2 separate regions of the Homo sapiens genome follow, and region 1 is linked to region 2. Evidence: read pairs that join two places in POLR2A ChIA-PET (ENCODE). Cell type or tissue: Caco-2. All regions are shown on one strand. Links, peaks and the distances in the headings refer to the core of each region. The heading gives the core; the rest is flanking DNA.

Evidence for each region. Peaks named below come from ENCODE experiments on the same cell type or tissue, not always from the same donor. Only the 100,000 strongest peaks of a DNase experiment are listed, where the experiment ranks them.
Region 1: POLR2A ChIA-PET joins it to region 2 with 5 read pairs; 1 of 35 experiments calls an interaction of 5 or more read pairs at or near these places.

Annotation. Positions count from the first base shown.
Region 1 is chr1:68,462,013-68,470,354 of GRCh38, forward strand. No RefSeq gene overlaps it. Among named protein-coding and RNA genes, the nearest start is that of DEPDC1-AS2, 13 kb to the right of the region's middle. RefSeq lists an enhancer at 2,831-3,466. In Caco-2, for the core only: no CTCF peak of the experiment used is centred there; a DNase peak (open chromatin) is centred at 3,089.
Region 2 is chr1:68,273,103-68,281,444 of GRCh38, forward strand. No RefSeq gene overlaps it. Among named protein-coding and RNA genes, the nearest start is that of WLS, 45 kb to the left of the region's middle. RefSeq lists enhancers at 3,239-3,866, 4,948-5,532. In Caco-2, for the core only: no CTCF peak of the experiment used is centred there; a DNase peak (open chromatin) is centred at 3,519.

The sequences.
Region 1 (8,342 bases), core at 73-8,072, 190 kb after region 2:
CAGTTAAGAATGAGAGTAGCTAAGATACTATAGGGAAGAAAGAAAAAAATCATTGGACAATGGGGAAGATTGACAGAAATGGTGGCCCAAATTTATATTTTCCCTATTTCCATGCTCTCTGCAATGTGTCTGGGCAACTCCTCTTATCAAGAGATGAGTCTATTTTTCCAATTCTTAAATCTGGGCTGGCCATGTGACTTCCTTAGGCCAGTAAAATGCAGTGGAAGGGACAGTGCACCAGTTCCAAGCCTAATCTTCTGCAGGCCTTGAACAATTCCACTCTGTCTTTTGAGATTTTGCCTCTGTCTTGAGAAAAAGCCCAGGGTAACCTGCTAGAGAATAAGAGACCACATGAAGCAGAAATGAGACATTTCAGCTGAGGCCATTCTATAGCAGCCAAGACCAGAAAACGTGCCCTTCAGATTCCAGGTGAAATTGATCACCTACAGAATTGTGAGCTAAATAAGTGTTCATTACTTTTAAGTCTCTAAATTTTGGGGTGGCTGTTTAATGCAAAAATAGTTACCTGATACAAACTATAATTAAAAATAAGGAACAGGCATTAAGAAATAAATATTTGCTTTGCTCTGAGCCACCTATTATTAGCAGTTAACTAATCCTATAGAACATATTATCACATAATTTAAAATTTGAGGTAGACCTTAAAGATCTCTTGGTGGAAAATACTCAGTTTACAGGTGAAGAAACTAAGACCCAAAGAGGTTAAGCGATTTGTAAAAGATCATATAGATCATTGTAAACCTTGATTTACAAGGTGGTAGCAGAGTAATAAGAAAGGCAAACCATAGCAAATGAATATCAATTTTGGAAACATAGTAAAGAAAAATGCTCAGAAACTCTTCTCATAAGACAGAAGAGAATAACACGTGGAGAGCTTAAGAGAGCAGCTCTGCCTGAGTGGGGATTTTCCCATCATTAACAGTATTCATGCGCTTCTCAACTCTCTTCACCAAAAGATGCTCCATGTTTAAGACCTAGCCAGAGGCCACCGGCTGGAGGGACCACATTTCTTTGAAGTTTCTTAAAAATTCATATAGCCTACCACATAAAATACTATGTTTACATGAGTACATCCTTTTTCTTCTCCAAAATGTTATGACAAATTGATTCTGCAGAAAGATGGGTCCTATCTGTCCTGTGTGTTCAATTATTCCCTGGCATATGACCTTGAATACTAATGGAAAAGCACATTAGGTCAAGATGGTGGGGCAAAACAGTCACATGCTATGCACTGAGGACTCAGTAGTTAGGCCTCAGGTCTTCTCTGTGGGTTCCTCATTGTGAGTCCTCCCTCCCTCACTCACTTTACAAATGTTTACTGAGTGTCTTCTATGTACTGGACAGTGTTCAGGCACTAGAGATACAGCAGCAAGTGAAACAAAAATTCCTGCTCTCAAAGAATGTATTAGTTTCCAATTGCTGCTGTAACAAATTACCACACATTTAAGTGGCTCAAAACAACACAAATTTATTATCTTATAGTTCTGGAGTTCAGAAGTCTAAAATAGTTTCAGGCTTCCCTTTCTTCACCCCATCTAGCCCTTTGCTTGGACCTCCTTTCCTTCCCTTGTCCATCTGGCAAATTCCCAGCATCTGTCACAACAAACTCTTTCTGAAGCCCCTGGGGGATAAGATGTTCCCTTGCTGGTTCCAGTTTCTAGAGGCTGCTTATAGTCCTTGGCTTGTGGCACCCTCCTCCCTCTGTTAAATCAGCAGCACAGCATCTTCTCTCCTCTCTGATTTCTGCTTCCATCTCTACACCTTCTCTCTTTGACTGATCCTCCTGCTTTCCTCTTATAAGGACTCTTGTGATTATATTGAGTACATCCAGATAATCCAGGATAATTTCCTCACCTCAGAATTCTCACTTTAATCACTTATGCAAAGTTTTATTTTATCACGTAAGGTAACATAATCGCAGGTTTTGGACATTAGGATGTGGACTGATTTGGGGCCCCATTATTCTACCTACCAAAGGAGGTTATATTTTAGTAAAGCTTATTTTTCTTTTCTTTCTTTCTTTTTTTTTTTTTTTTTGAGTTGGAGTCTCTCTCTGTCACCCAGGCTGAAGTACAGTGGCGTGTTCATGGCTCACTGCAACCTCGCCCTCCCAGATTCAAGTGTTTCTCCTGCCTCAGCCTCCCCAGTAGCTGAGACTACAGGCACACGCCACTGCACTGGGCTAATTTTTGTATTTTTAGTAGAGAAGAGGTTTTGTCATGTTGGCCAGTCTTGTCTTGAACACCGGACCTCAGGTGATCCACCTGCCTTGGCCTCCCGAAGTGCTGGGAATACAGGTGTAAGCCACTGCACCTGGCCATAAAGCTCATCTGTACAGGATAAAGTTGAAGTTCTTGAATATGACTCAAATGAATTTCTGTGATGTTCTTTCTTGCTAGCCCTATCTCTAGTAATTCCCTGCTACAAATACATAGTTCAGCAATCCTGACCTTCTTCTATTACCCTCCCCACCTCAGAGCACCTCTGCTATTCTCACCCTTTTGATTTCCAGCTGTCTGCCAGGACATACACCCCCATTCCCCTTCCCTACATCTCTACACCCTTTGTCTGGCAAAATATTCAGCAAGGGCATCACCTTGTATAAGAAATGGGGCCTCTCCCATTTACTCTCAAAAGATCTGTGCCTGCCTCTACCACCAACTTCATCACACTATATAGATCTGTTTAGGTGTTGCCTGTCTTGCTCCATTAGTTAAAAAGCTATTTGAGAGCAGGGAAGGTGTCGTTCATTTTTCTAGCCCCATCACTTAACATAGTACCTGGCACAAAGTAAGGGTTTAAGAAATGTTAAGTGAACATGTGAGTATCACTGAAATTGTTTATCAGTTAATTAGGAGAGGAAGAAGCAGGGGAAGAGAAGGGGAAAGAGTTTTTATCTTGAGTTGTTAAGAAAGTTTAGTAAAGAGTGGATCTCTGCTGGGTGTGGAGAAGGAACAGCAGACAAGGGGAAGACGAGATGAGATATACATGACTTTCAGGCAGTGAGGATAATGAGCCTGAGGCGCTGAAGCCTCAGGGCCGCATTTCTCAGCAGGGTTGCTTTTGATGTGTGCCTGCTTTGATCCCTGCTGTGTAGCTATGGCCCAGGATGCTCTGGAATGAAGAAAATCTACTTATTGTGTCCTGTTCTCGGGATCCGTGGCGTGTGAGAGAAGAAACACTAGGGGAAAGGAGTGGTTTCCTGGTGGCAAAATAAAATCATTTCCCAAAGGTAAATAGTCTTTCCAACATGGTGGAGCACTGAAGCAGAAGAGAATATGCAGAGAGAGGACATGATAATGTAAGGTAGAGAGACACAGAACGCAACTTAAAAGCTGAGATAAGATCAAATAGACAAATGCAGAAGGGCTGCATCCCACGGGAGAGGGGAGCAAACTGTTCTGTTCATGGGAGCAACAGGACACTGGGCCATAGGTGGAGAGAATTTTTCTGCCTCTTGGACAAAATATGAGAACACAGGAAGTGACACTTCAAATGCCCCTACACCAAGGAACAGGGCAACACAGGTGGGCAGATCATGACTGGCAGAGAAACACAGAAGTAAGGAGAAACACAGAAACACACTGCTACCCCTCCCTGTATGGGAGGTCAAGGGGAACTTCCCATTGTGTAGTTTAGTTTTAGAAGCATAAATTCTGTCACTAATTCTGTTCAAGTTAAATCAACCTTATTAAATGTAACTGGGGTATGAATTCAGTTATTCTCAAAAACTCCTTTTAGAAATAGTTTTCATTTTAGAAATGTTAAATGTGTACACTAGTCAGGTCCTGTTGACCATCGCAGACTAACCTAGTGTAAGTGTATTGCTATGTTAATCTGCCCAGGTTGTCAGAAAGAAAGAGGAGAATGTCATGAACTCTCAAAGAAAGGGAACATGTGGAACATGCTTTGGAGAATTATTGTTTGAAAGAAAATCAAACACTCCAATGCCACACATATTAAGCAGTTTAAAGAACAAACAACTGGGGTGGTCCCTGAGCAAATACTTGATGGGACTTTATTTGAAAAAGAAGCATTTTTTAGAATATGCTATATTTTATGGTTAATTGTCTTAACCCTATATCCCAGTATTCAAAGGGGTATGTAAGTGGAAGTGAAAATCACTATAGTTCTCCTACAAAAGTCTAAATTACATGTTTTAACCCATGGCAAGAACCAAGGCAAGACCCTTGTCTATTTTAATCAACGTTAGTATAGTTCCTGCCCATCATGAACACTCAAAAACAGTTGATAAGCTGGGTGTGATGGCTCATGTTTGTAATCCCATCGCTTTGAGAGGCTGAAACAGCAGGATCACTTGAGGCCAGGAGTGGACAATATAGCAAGACTCCATCTCTATGAAAAATAAAACAACAATTAATCAGGCGTGGTGGTGTGTACCTGTGGTCCCAGTGACTACAGAGGCTGAGGCAGGAGGGTCACTTAAGCCTAGGAGTTGGAGGCTGTAATGAGCTATAATTGTACCACTGCACTGCAGCCTAGGCAACAGTGTGAGACCCTGTCTCTCTTAAAAAAAAATGATAGAATGAACATAAGGGATGAGAAGCTGAGGCATTGAGTTTGTAAAATTTGTGCTTATGAATGGGGATAATAACTAGGATAAAAGTCATGATTTCCCAAAGATGTGTGAGCCATTGAGGCTAGATTTTCTGTAGTTTAATCATAGGAGAAAGTTAATAATATTCATACCTGCATTTTTATTGCATGTCCATTGTATGCTAAATATTGAGCTGGATAACTTAGCTATATTGTTTCTAATCCTCAGAATAAAGTCCCATAGTGTTATCCTGGTTTTACAAATGGGGAAATAGGTTATGAAAAGTTAAACAACTTTTCCAAAGTTACATAGGTAGTAAGTGGCAGAATGGTGACTCAAACCTAGATCTGACTGCTACATAATTACTTTTTACTCATACTACAGTATCACAAACAGTGTCTCTGTTTTTAAAAGCTTTATTCCTTGTCATAAAATTAGTACATATTCATGATTATAAATTTGGAAAATATAGAAATATTTAGGAAAAACAAATCAACCATGATACCTCCACTGTTTTGTAAACATATGGTACTACAATTGATTCTCATTATTTGTAGAAGTTATGTTCTATAAAGTCACTGCAAATACTGAATTAGTGAATACTGAACTTTTGCTCCTAGCCGATACACAAGATTAGGCTACTGTAAGCCCAACATTTTTATCAATGAATCAATACATTACCTTATTTTATATTTATTTCTATTATAAAGACACATTATTTTATGTATATTGCTGATTCATTAACATCGAATGCACAGCCAACAGCACTATAACTCAGACCTGAATGAAGTTTATCTAACATATACGTTTTCTCTGTTAGTAAGGCACATTGGCCTTGTCCTCAGGGACTCTAGACAGTATCTCAGAACCAGACTTTGTGGCCATTTCAGACAGTGATATGGGCAACAAAAAGCAGAAAAATGTGGCACTAAACACACCTCAAAAAGGACACTTGTTTACAGTAGAAGAGCTGAAACAAGATGGTAGAATATCACCTTGTTTGACTTTGATAAGAAATGTGTATGTTGGGTGACTCAAATATTACACCACTCTGGGTATGTCTTTGAATAGCCATGAAAGTGCTGCAAGTACTGATTTGGGGGTTACAAATCCATTTTAGCAAGTAGGTGAATTTGCAAATATAGAATTATGAATAATGAGGATTGACTGTTTCCTTCTGAGGAGTCAAAAATCTGATTGATTTTATCAAAATCAAGAAACTATGGAAGAGGACTTTTCAGAAACATTGTCAAAGCTTTCTTATGTACAGACTTTGGCGCCACAGGCCTGACACAAACCCAGTCTTCCATTTATTTCATTTAACATCTTTTGAGTAACTTCTAAGTATATGTTAATGTAGGAGCCAAGGGAAAATATCTACCTTGTGAAGGTTCACTGAAAAATCACATGACAAAAGCCAGCTTGGAGAAAGCATATAAATCTATTAGCATGCACACGGGGAGAGTCACAGAGTGATGAAATTCAGAAGCTCATATACTGTCTGGAGGATACAGAAAAAATAGGGGCTCAGAGCATGGCCCAAAACAGATGATGGTGGTTAAATCAGGTTATATTGGCAAGACATGTTATGGGAGAGAGAAGAGAAGAGGAGGCCTGGCTAGCAAAGATGGTCTTGTTAGATAAATGAAACCTCACAGGTAGTAACCCTCAAAGAGAATAGATGGTAAATGTTTCTTTCAGACCTTTAAAGGGTTCTGACTCTCAGTTAATCTTTCCTAGATCTGGACAAGAGAAGGCCTGCCTGCATCAATGCAGATTCTCTACAGATGTAAATCTCCTCCACAAAAGACAGCTTGGTAGAGCTACTTCTGTTTACAGGATTTCTAAACAGCTATCTCAAAATATGTCAAGGAAATATATTTTGGAGTGAAATAGTTTGATTTACTTCACTAGGTACTGTGATAGGTATTGGAGTTAATAAAAATGAACAAGAAAGTTCTTACTCTCCAGAAACTCATGGTTTGATGGAAGAAGCCAGGCATATAAACAAAATATTTTAACAAAATGTGGTAAGTTCAGTAATGGACACAGATACAGGGTCTTTTGGGAGCACACACAGGAGGAGATCCACTTAGTAGGGTAGGTGGTGCCTCAGCTGAGTACTAAGAAATTAGTCTGATTTAGTCAGGTGAAGGGTGGCAGAGATTGGTGACTATTACTGTGGATACTATGCAATAACATAGTAGATGTTAAAGTCTAATAAATTTGATTCAGAAGTCTTTGGAAACTACAGGTAAGATAATTAATTACCAATTCTTCTAACCTATATCTTCCAGATATCACAGATTTTATTGTATCTCTTCTAGCCTAACCTGCAATGTCTGCATCATCATAGTATGAGGAATACATGTAACATGCCTTAAGTATTTTGTTAGATAGGTAAAGAATCTTGTCTCCTTGTAGCATGTACCAAGGTAACCGTACTTATGTTAGTTTTCCACGTAGATGGTAGGCTCACTTCAAGGCAGAGTGCTTTGTTTAAAAGTCTGCAAATAGAAACCATTGTCTACTACATGACAAAGAGCTAGCAGTTGAATATATCTAGCTCAGCCTCTGCTTCCTCAGAGAATTATAGGTAGTTTATTCTAATCAATTTTGAGGAAAATTGTATACAGGTTCCCTTAAGAGTATATTTTATGATTCCAAAGGAAGTTTATACAAAATCTGAATTGCTCTTTTAAACTTTCTTTTTTTTATATCTTGTTATACTTAGAAGCAAAGATTAGATGGGGAGAGATAATTATCTTTTCTGTTTGTTTTTTTTTTGTTTTTGTTTTTTAAGACAGTGTCTCACTCTGTTGCCCAGGCTGGAGTGCAGTGGTGCAATCATGGCTCACTGCAACCTCAAGCTCCCTGGGCTCAGTGATCCTCCCATTTCAGCCTCCCAAGTAGGTGGGATTTCAGGCCTACACCACTGGGCTACTTTTTGTATGTTTTGTAGAGATGGGGTTTCACCATGTTGCACAGGCTGGTCTTGAACTCCTGGGTTCAAGCAATCTGCTTGTCTCGGTCTCCCAAAGTGCTGGGACTACAGGCATTAGCCACCATGCTTGGCCTTATCGTCCATTTTTAATGTAAGGGCAGTCTCATATATTTTTCTTTTCTAGGTGGTTTTTGTGTGTTTTTATTTTCAAAAAGTAATATTGTACATGATTGCAATTAAAATAATACCAAGGATATACACATTAAGAAATAAGACCCTTTTATAGCTCCAAAATTCAGCAACCACTATTTATCAATTTCTTATAACTATCTAACAGTAATATTCTATGCAGGTATTAACATATACATCTATAGCTAAATTTTAAAGGATGTCAGAATGAAAAGAGATGGATAAGTTTTCTAGGAAGACAGTTCCTTCATACTCTATTTTCTCTAAAAGGGCAATGATATGTTCACAACTTTTAAATTTTCTGGGCACAAAAGCAATAAATGGTCTAGAGATATTTCTGTTTTAATTTCAAGGAAAAGGGCACTATTATCAATTGAAGGCATACTGTATGCACATTCTGTACTAGGCACTTTATACATGTCATTTGAGAACTCTCAAACATTTAATGAAGAAAATATTATCCCCATATTTTAAATAAAAAGCCTGCATCTCAGAAAGTTTAAGTAACATTTTAAAGGTTTCACACAGCTGGTAAGTAATGAGTCCCAAGAACGCAGTTCTGTGTGATCCCCAAAATCCGTGCTCATTCCATATATATTCCAGATGCTGTGCATTATGTTTGATATTTTG
Region 2 (8,342 bases), core at 134-8,133:
GAGCGAGACTCCATCTCAAAAAAAAAAAAAAAAAAAAAAGATAAAAATTTCGAAATTTGAGAACCATCTTTATGAGAACAGCTCCTGATCCTGAAGTTCTTACAATTCAGCTCTGAAGGCCAGATAGATATTTTAAAATGTCAGGAAACAATAAGGCCACAAGGGGAAAAAACAAAGAAATGATACAAAATGATACAAGGACCAAACCGATGAATGGAGTAGGAAACAGGATATTTTGATGCAGATGATATAGTAGGTGCTTGATAACATTACCTCATTTAATCTTCATGACGATACAGTTTTACTAATTAGAATTTTGAATAACATGCAAGGGCCATTAAGGAAATTTCTTATGGACATATAGTTAGAAAGAAAAAAAACCAGTTTGCCTACCTTTAAAGCTCAAATGATGAACATTTAAATTGATTAACAATTCAAATTGCACTGAATTCAATTGAATTGAACATTTTCCAGGTCTTTCCAGTTTTTTCATAAGGCTTTGAAGATACCATGAAGGAATGTACCTGGAATTAGAACCACCAGATTTTGAACCCTGACTGTGCTACTTCCTACTGGTAACACTTTGCATCAGTCAGTTTCACATCTTCAAAATAGAAAGGACGATACCTACCACATATGCAGCCTATGGGTACATACTAGACATCTCTGTGAATGGGGTCAACAAAGTGCTTGGTTCACGGAATGCCCTGAGTAAAAACATGCAAGGTGAACAAGGCCCGATCGTTATTCCTTCTCTGTTTGAGGCTGGAAACAATGGAAAATCAACAGTCATCCCAGTCTGGTTCTTACAGGTTCAAGAAGAAGAGGAATAGTTATCCTAGTCTGGTTCACAGGCTCAAGAGATGCTTGAAACAGCTTTCTAAATGAGGTTTGGGAGTTCTTGTGGATTGCAATTACCCATCTTACTGCTGGACCTCATTAGCACATGTAATTGGAAACTGGCTCTGTATAATAAGGACAACAGGAGTCTCCAGCTCTGAGGCAATTACTGTGGTGTTACTCACTCTCCATCCCCTCATGAACACCCCAGCAGTTGCTCCTGAGACACAACCTCGGAAGCCAGGGAGAAAGAACCGAAATTCTCCCATTACTGTATTTCCTGTGGGAGTCTATGTGGGAGATTTTTGTTTCACACCATGTATTTGTGACATATGGATAAACAATGGCAACATAAAAGATCTTACAGAAATCTTCAATATTGGTTTCCTCAGAACACACATTCTTAATGGGGGACAATGTTGCCGCCACGGAGGTGAAAGTTGGTTATTAGGAAGGTTAAAAAAAATCTTAAATATAAAAATGTTTTGTGGCCCCTCATCATACGTAAACAGATATAAGGCATATATGTGGTATTAAAATTTCGTGGGGAGGGAATGATCAGAAAAGATCTAAAAAGTCTACTTAATAGGCAGAGAGTAGGGATAAAAGCGGGGAAAAAGGTTGAGATAACATGGCCTTAGAAAGAGTGTGAAGTTCTCCAGATCAGTTTTTGGCTCCAGAAAAGAGGCAGAAGATAGCTATTCTTGCTGCTCCATTCTCTGTTACAGATGGTTCTGGTTCATTATGACAATGATTAAAGGGGAGAGTTCTGAAGACAGGCTGCTTGTTTTGAAGCCCAGTTCAGTCAGATAGATCTGTATCATCTTGAGCTGGTTAATTAATGTCTCAATGCCTCATTTTTTTTCATCTGCAAAATGACTAGTGTAATATTGAACACTTCATGTTGTTGTGAGGGATGTAGGACTAAGTGTACATTTTCAAAAAGATAGGAGCAGAAGACATTCTGCCTTTGTGAAAGAGCTCTGGTTCCCTTTAATCCACATTCTCTAGGTGATCAAATCCTTGCAACATAGTTAAAAAAAAAAAACAAAAAACTTTGGGCAGGGTGCGGGGGCTCATGATTGTAATCTCAGCACTTTGGGAGGCCCAGGTGGTAGGATCACTTGAGGTCAGGAGTTTGAGCCTGGCCAACATGGTGAAACCCCGATTCTACTAAAGAAATACAAAGATTAGCTGGGCATGGTGGTGCACATCTGTATTTCCAGCTACTCAGGAGGCTGAGGCAGAAGAATCACTTGAACCTGGGAGGTGGAGGCTACAGTGAGCCAAGATCGCACCAATGCACTCCAGCCTGGGCGACAGAGTGAGATTCCATCTTAAACAACAACAACAACAATGACAAAAAAAAAAAAAATTGACAATTTTCAGAAATAGAAATATAGAGTAGCTAGAAATAGAATATATGGTTGGGGCGGCAGCTCACTCCTGTAATTCCAGCATCTGGGGACGCTAAGGTGATCCCAGCCTCAAGGAATCCCTTGAGTCCAGGGGTTCGAGGTTATAGTGAGATATAATCACACCACTGCACTCTAGTTGGTGACAGAGCAAGACCCTGTCTCTTATGAACAACAACAAAAAATACAGAATATAGAAAAGAACAGACGTAGTATATATTTCCATAACATGAAGGGTTCATTCATGTTAGTATTTTGTCATATGTATGCTCTATCTTTATTGTATAAAATTTAAAATTATGCAAGTTATATATATATATATTTACACACACACACACACACACACACACACTCCCTTTGTTCCTTCTATACTCCCAGTCCTACCATAATGAAGCACAGTTTTTGAAAGTGCCGACTGACTGCCTGGTATGATTTACTGAGTGATGTTCTTTCTGAACGGGTAGACTGAGGGACCAGCCATCTCCAGATTCATAACTCTCTACCCAAACAAGGTAAATGTTTCATTCAGATGAAGGCCAAACTGACATTTTCTCCATTAATTGGAACAACATTTCTTATGCACCTATTATATGCCAGACATTTTTGAACTGGGAGCAAAACTGTAGCTCCAGGCCTAGACATTAGTTTTTCAAAATGAAAATCCAGGTAGCTGGAGTGAGTTAAGTCAGTCTTCATACTTGAGGTGACGTTCCAGATATGTCTCACAAATGCTAATGGATAACTCACTTCTATTAAAAACAAATCCTAAAAGCGAGGTGTGATGACATGCACCTGTAGTTCCAGCTACTCAGGAGGCTGATGTGGGAGGATCACTTGAGCCCAGGAGTTCCATGTCAGCTTGGATGACATAACAAAAGCCTGTTTCTAATAAAATAAAATAAACCCCAAATCTCATGGTGGCATTGGAATTATTTGCAGACAACTCAGTCCTTTTGGCTTTCAAAGTAGGTCTCAGCAAAGGAAGACGCAAGCTACTGGTTTAGGATTAAACCTGGGGAATCAGACTGGTCTGGACACTTGGTTTGCCAAGAGGCCTGGTAGTGGAGAATTCTGTGACTGGCAAATGCCTAGGAGGCAAAGGAGTGAAAGTCTTGAGTTCTGAGAGAGACAACCTTTGGGTTCCTTAGGCACTAGGCAGTGGCCCAAGGCACTGGGATCTTATGTAAATGGCAGAGCGCCCCAGGAGCTTCAGGTATGCTTATCTGCTCATCTAATGGAGCCAAGGAGACAATCTGTTTAGATAACAGGTTGCAAGAGATAATGGACTCTGCTGGGAATGGCATGTTCCCTCCTGGGGGGTAACCCTTAGATCTTGGAATTTGGCTGAGAGAAGGAGGCAATGCATGGTGCTCCTGCAGAGGTCTGAAAAACAGCTGTGGAGTGCCTCACATGGTTTTCATCATGGCCTGAAAGTGTTCTCTCTCTCCATTGCCCGCCCCACCCCCCAACCCATTTACTCTAAAAGTAAAAATAAATATGTTAAATATTTTGGAACCACCCACTAAATAGTAATTATAGATGGTAGTAACTAATTACACTATTATCTATCACTTTTTAAGTGCTTCTGGATGGCCAGACCCAGTGTCAGGCTGCTCTCATGACCCTGAGAATCCAGAGGAGGGGTCTCCATGTGACACATAAGACTTGCACAGGTAGAGAACTTCATTCTTTCATTCACTTGCCCACTATTCGGGAAATGTTTATTGAGCCTTTTCTATATTCTAAGAAACTGTGCTGGTGCCTCAAAGAGTTCATAATTTCCCACAACAAACAAGGGGAAGTGATATAACTAAAAGTTACTTTGATTTTATTTTATTGAAATTGGTGGAGAAGGATGGCCTCTATACCAGAGAGGAAATGCTGCGGCACTGGGTTTTTAGCACAAGTCAAAAGAAAAAAATCTCCTTAAACAAACTCTGGGGTGGAAGGAGGTGGGATGGGGAATATATGGAGCTAAATGTATTTTTGGAACCTGCAAAGAAGAAAAAAAACAAAACCAAAAAGCCCAACTTAGTACTTCTTTTTCCAGGGTTCTTTCCTTGGTCTGTTTCCTAGCATCTTGTGCTAGCCTCTATCTTAGAACAGTATTTGTAAAATACTTACTTGTCTGTTTCCAACAAACTGCAAACAGATTATAGTCAGACTCCTTGCAGGTAGAGGATATTTTATTTAACTTTTTTTCTCTAGTACCTGAAGCATTTTAAAAAGCTCTTTTAATTTGAATGAAATGAAAAGATGACTGACTGAATGAATAAATGGATGGATGAATAGATGGTTGGAAATCTCTTTTAATTTAAATAAAATGAACGGATGACTGACTGAATGAATACATGAGTGGAAGCATGGATAGATGGATGGATGAATGGATGGATGGATGGATGGATGGATGTATGGATGGATGGATAGATGGATGGATTTCTCTTAGGTGATTCTCCTGTACACATAAGCAGAGACATACAGATTCACACGGAGAACAAAATCACACAGATTTATATATATTCCCAGAGAAACACACATATAAAGACATTGTTCTCATTACCAAAGCCCTCCTTTCTCTTGGCCTAGCCATCTTATGTGGCCACTTCACCCATCCCCATTCATCTTCTAAGCTCAATTCTATCAGCTAAGCCCCCTCCACCACCACCACCACCACCATTCTAACCTCCCTCTCTCAGCTGACACAGGTAACAGTGAGCTGACAAGTTGATCTAACAGTATGCCTAGAACACCAGGGGAGCTTCCAGAAGTCCTGGCTTTTTGGCTCTCTACGGCTCTGGAAGGGATTTGTCCCACCTATGTTGTTCTTATTTGGGGCAATTTTAACCTGGGCAGGAGAAAGGGAGGCAGGCTCCTGGAAGTGATATTCAGATAGGATGAAGATGTGAAGACCACTGAGTTTCCTCAAAGTACAGACCCCTGTTAGGTGTGAAGGAAGCAGAGAGGAACTAACTTTATGGAGTGTCTTTGATGTCCCAAACATTCTGCTAGATGTTTAAGTGAGATGGCTCATCTAATCACCATGAAAATGAAAGTTTCCACAGAGGTGCTATTATTCTCATTTTGCAAATGAGGAAGCTGAGGCTGAGAATGAAAAGGGACTTGGCCAAAGCTAATAGCTAAGAAGTGACTGCCACCGGCTTAGGAACTATTCAGATTCCTGATGCTGAGGCCAACAGACATATTTCATTTCTTCCTTCCAGGCCATATTCTTTCACTGAATATTTACCAAGTGTCTATTAGATATACAAAGTACTGGAAGCCCAAACGTGGGATAGAACCAGTCTTTGTCTTTAAAACATGTATATTAGGCTAGGCACGGTGGCTCACGCCTGTAATCTTAGCACTTTGAGAGGCCAAAGAGGGAAGATCATTTGAGGTCAGGAGTTCAAGACCAGCCTGGCCAACGTGGTGAAACCCTGTCTCTACTAAAAATACAAAAATTAGCCAGGCATGGTGGTGGGTGCCGGTAATCCCAGCTACTCAGAGGCTGAGGCAGGAGAATTGCTTGAGCTCAGGAGGCAGAGGTTGCAGTGAGCCAAGATTTTACCACTGCACTCCAGCCTGAGCGACAGAATGAGACTCTGTCTCAAAAAAAAAAAAAAAGAAAGAAAAAAGTAGGCCGGGAGCGGTGGCTCACATCTGTAATCCCAGCACTTTGGGAGGCCGAGGTGGGTGGATCACAAGGTCAGGAGATCGAGACCATCCTGGCCAACATGGTGAAACTCCATCTCTACTAAAAATACAAAAAATTAGTTGGGCATGGTGGCGTGTGCTTGTAATCCCAGCTACTCGGGAGACTGAGGCGGGAGAATCGCTTGAACCAGGGAGTCGGAGGTTGCAGCTAGCCAAGATCATGCCACGGCATTCCAGCCTGGCAACAGAACAAGACTTTGTTTAAATATATATATATATATATATATATATATATATATATATGAATATGACAGAGGAAACAAATGGTACATTATTGTAAGATATATGAGAGAAATGCTCTAAAAGAGATATCAGCAAATTTCTTAGAAGGTTGGAAGAAGGACAGAACACTTCCTATTGAAGGAAAAATGCAGCATTGAGCTGGGTCTTGAAGGGTGAGTCTTATTTTCCCAGAAGGAGATGATGCTGTTGGAGAGAAAAAAGCTTTTTCTCTACCCTCTTATGGTTAGTGCTTGAGGGTCTGCATATTAAACTGACAAAAGACAGATTAGCAAGGCAAAAGACAGATTTTTGTTCACATATATCAAATGTATGTTGGCATTCATAACCACTCAAGGAGGCAGTTGTTAATAGAATTTGGAGCGTGTATACTATCTTAACAGGAGAAGAAGGGTACTTACAGGAAAACAAATGTTTTTTAGGAAAGATAAATGGGCCCTTAGGAGTGTTGGGGCTCAGAATCTGATACCCCAAAGTATGGCACCTTGGCATGCTGAGTACTTTGAACTGAAGGACATTGGAAGGACCTCAGAAACAGGGTTTCTCTGACCTCTTCCTACCCTCCTATCTCCTGTCTCTTTTTCTTCGCCTAAGTAAATGAGTCATAGAAACCAGAACTCCTCTTCCCCAAGGTGGGTCATAGAAACCAGAACTCCTCTTCCTCCAAGCATGCCATAAAACCTAGGAAGTCCACTCTTCTCCTTCTGTCTTGAAGAATCTCATTCCAGAGGAGTCCAGCCTCATACCCAGGAGGAAGGAATGTTACATAGGGAGGCCGAGAAGAATCTGAACAGAAAGGCAGGCCTGGCTGGGTTTCTCCTGTCAGTCTGTTAGCATTAGATCATACCTTTTTGTCTAATCACATTTCTATATGGCTGTCAGTTCTTCATCAAACCTAAGCATAAAAACAGACAATTTTCCCTGGGTCTTTGGCTCTTTATTTCTCAAGGCTCCCATGTCACATAAAACTTTGGTTAAATACATTTGTCATGCTTTTCTCTTGTTCTCTTGCCTTTTGTTATAGGAGTGTTGGCCATGATCCTTATGATGGGTAAGAAAAGTTATTACACCTTTCCTCTTCTACAGGAGGGTAGATGGGAGACACCATAGTTTTGTGACAATGTCTGTTTGTTTGGGTAGGAAGCTGATAAGAGAGTCAGTCTTCCCTCGTTGCTACCAAAGAGGGGATTTACAATGACAGTTTTGTTATCTTGACTTCTAATAGGAGGCTGTGCTCTTAGGCAGATAATGAAGGAAAAAAAGCACATTCTCAAATGTTTTTAACTCAAAACAACTTTTATGCTACAATAAAATATTTTAGACCCCCTTAATACAGAGAAAGGCAAAAATGTCTGAATACTTATTACTAATAAGTAATACTTAATACTTTGTGAACATTATGCCAGGAATATCTCTTACCTTATATGAAGCAGGATGTTTTGACAGGGCTCTTTTGACTCCCTGGCATTTAGAAATCCAAAAAAGCAACCATTACGTTTATAGCTCCTTCTTTGTCCAGTCATTATCATCGTCATCATTATCATCATTGTAGGGAAAGAAAGAGGGTGATCTCTTTCCTCCACATCATAAGCTGTCACCCTTATAATGAAAGGTTAACAAGAGAAAAGCATAATAAAATTATTTAATCCTGGCCAGGCGCGGTGGCCCAGCACTTTGGGAGGCCGAGGCGGGTGGATCACCTGAGGTCAGAAGTTCAAGACCAGCCTGGCTAACACGGTGAAACCCCATCTCTACTAAAAATACAAAAAATTAGCCGGGCATGGTGGCACAGTGCATGTAGTTCCAGCTACTCAAGAGGCTGAGGCAGGAGAATCACTTGAACCTGGGAGGCAGAGGTTGCAGTGAACCGAGATCACGCCACTGTACTCCAGCCTGGTGACAGAGTGAGACTTTGTCTCAATAATAATAATAATAATAATAAATAAAATAAAATAATTTAATTCTAATTTTACATGACACAGGAGACTTCAGAATGAAGACCAAAAGAGAAAAGGAAAGCTGTTCATTTTTAATGCTTAGGTTATAAGAAGTGGGAACAGCTGGCTGGGCACGGTGGCTCACGCCTGTAATCCCAGCACTTTGGGAGGCTGAGGCAGGCAGATCACAAGGTAA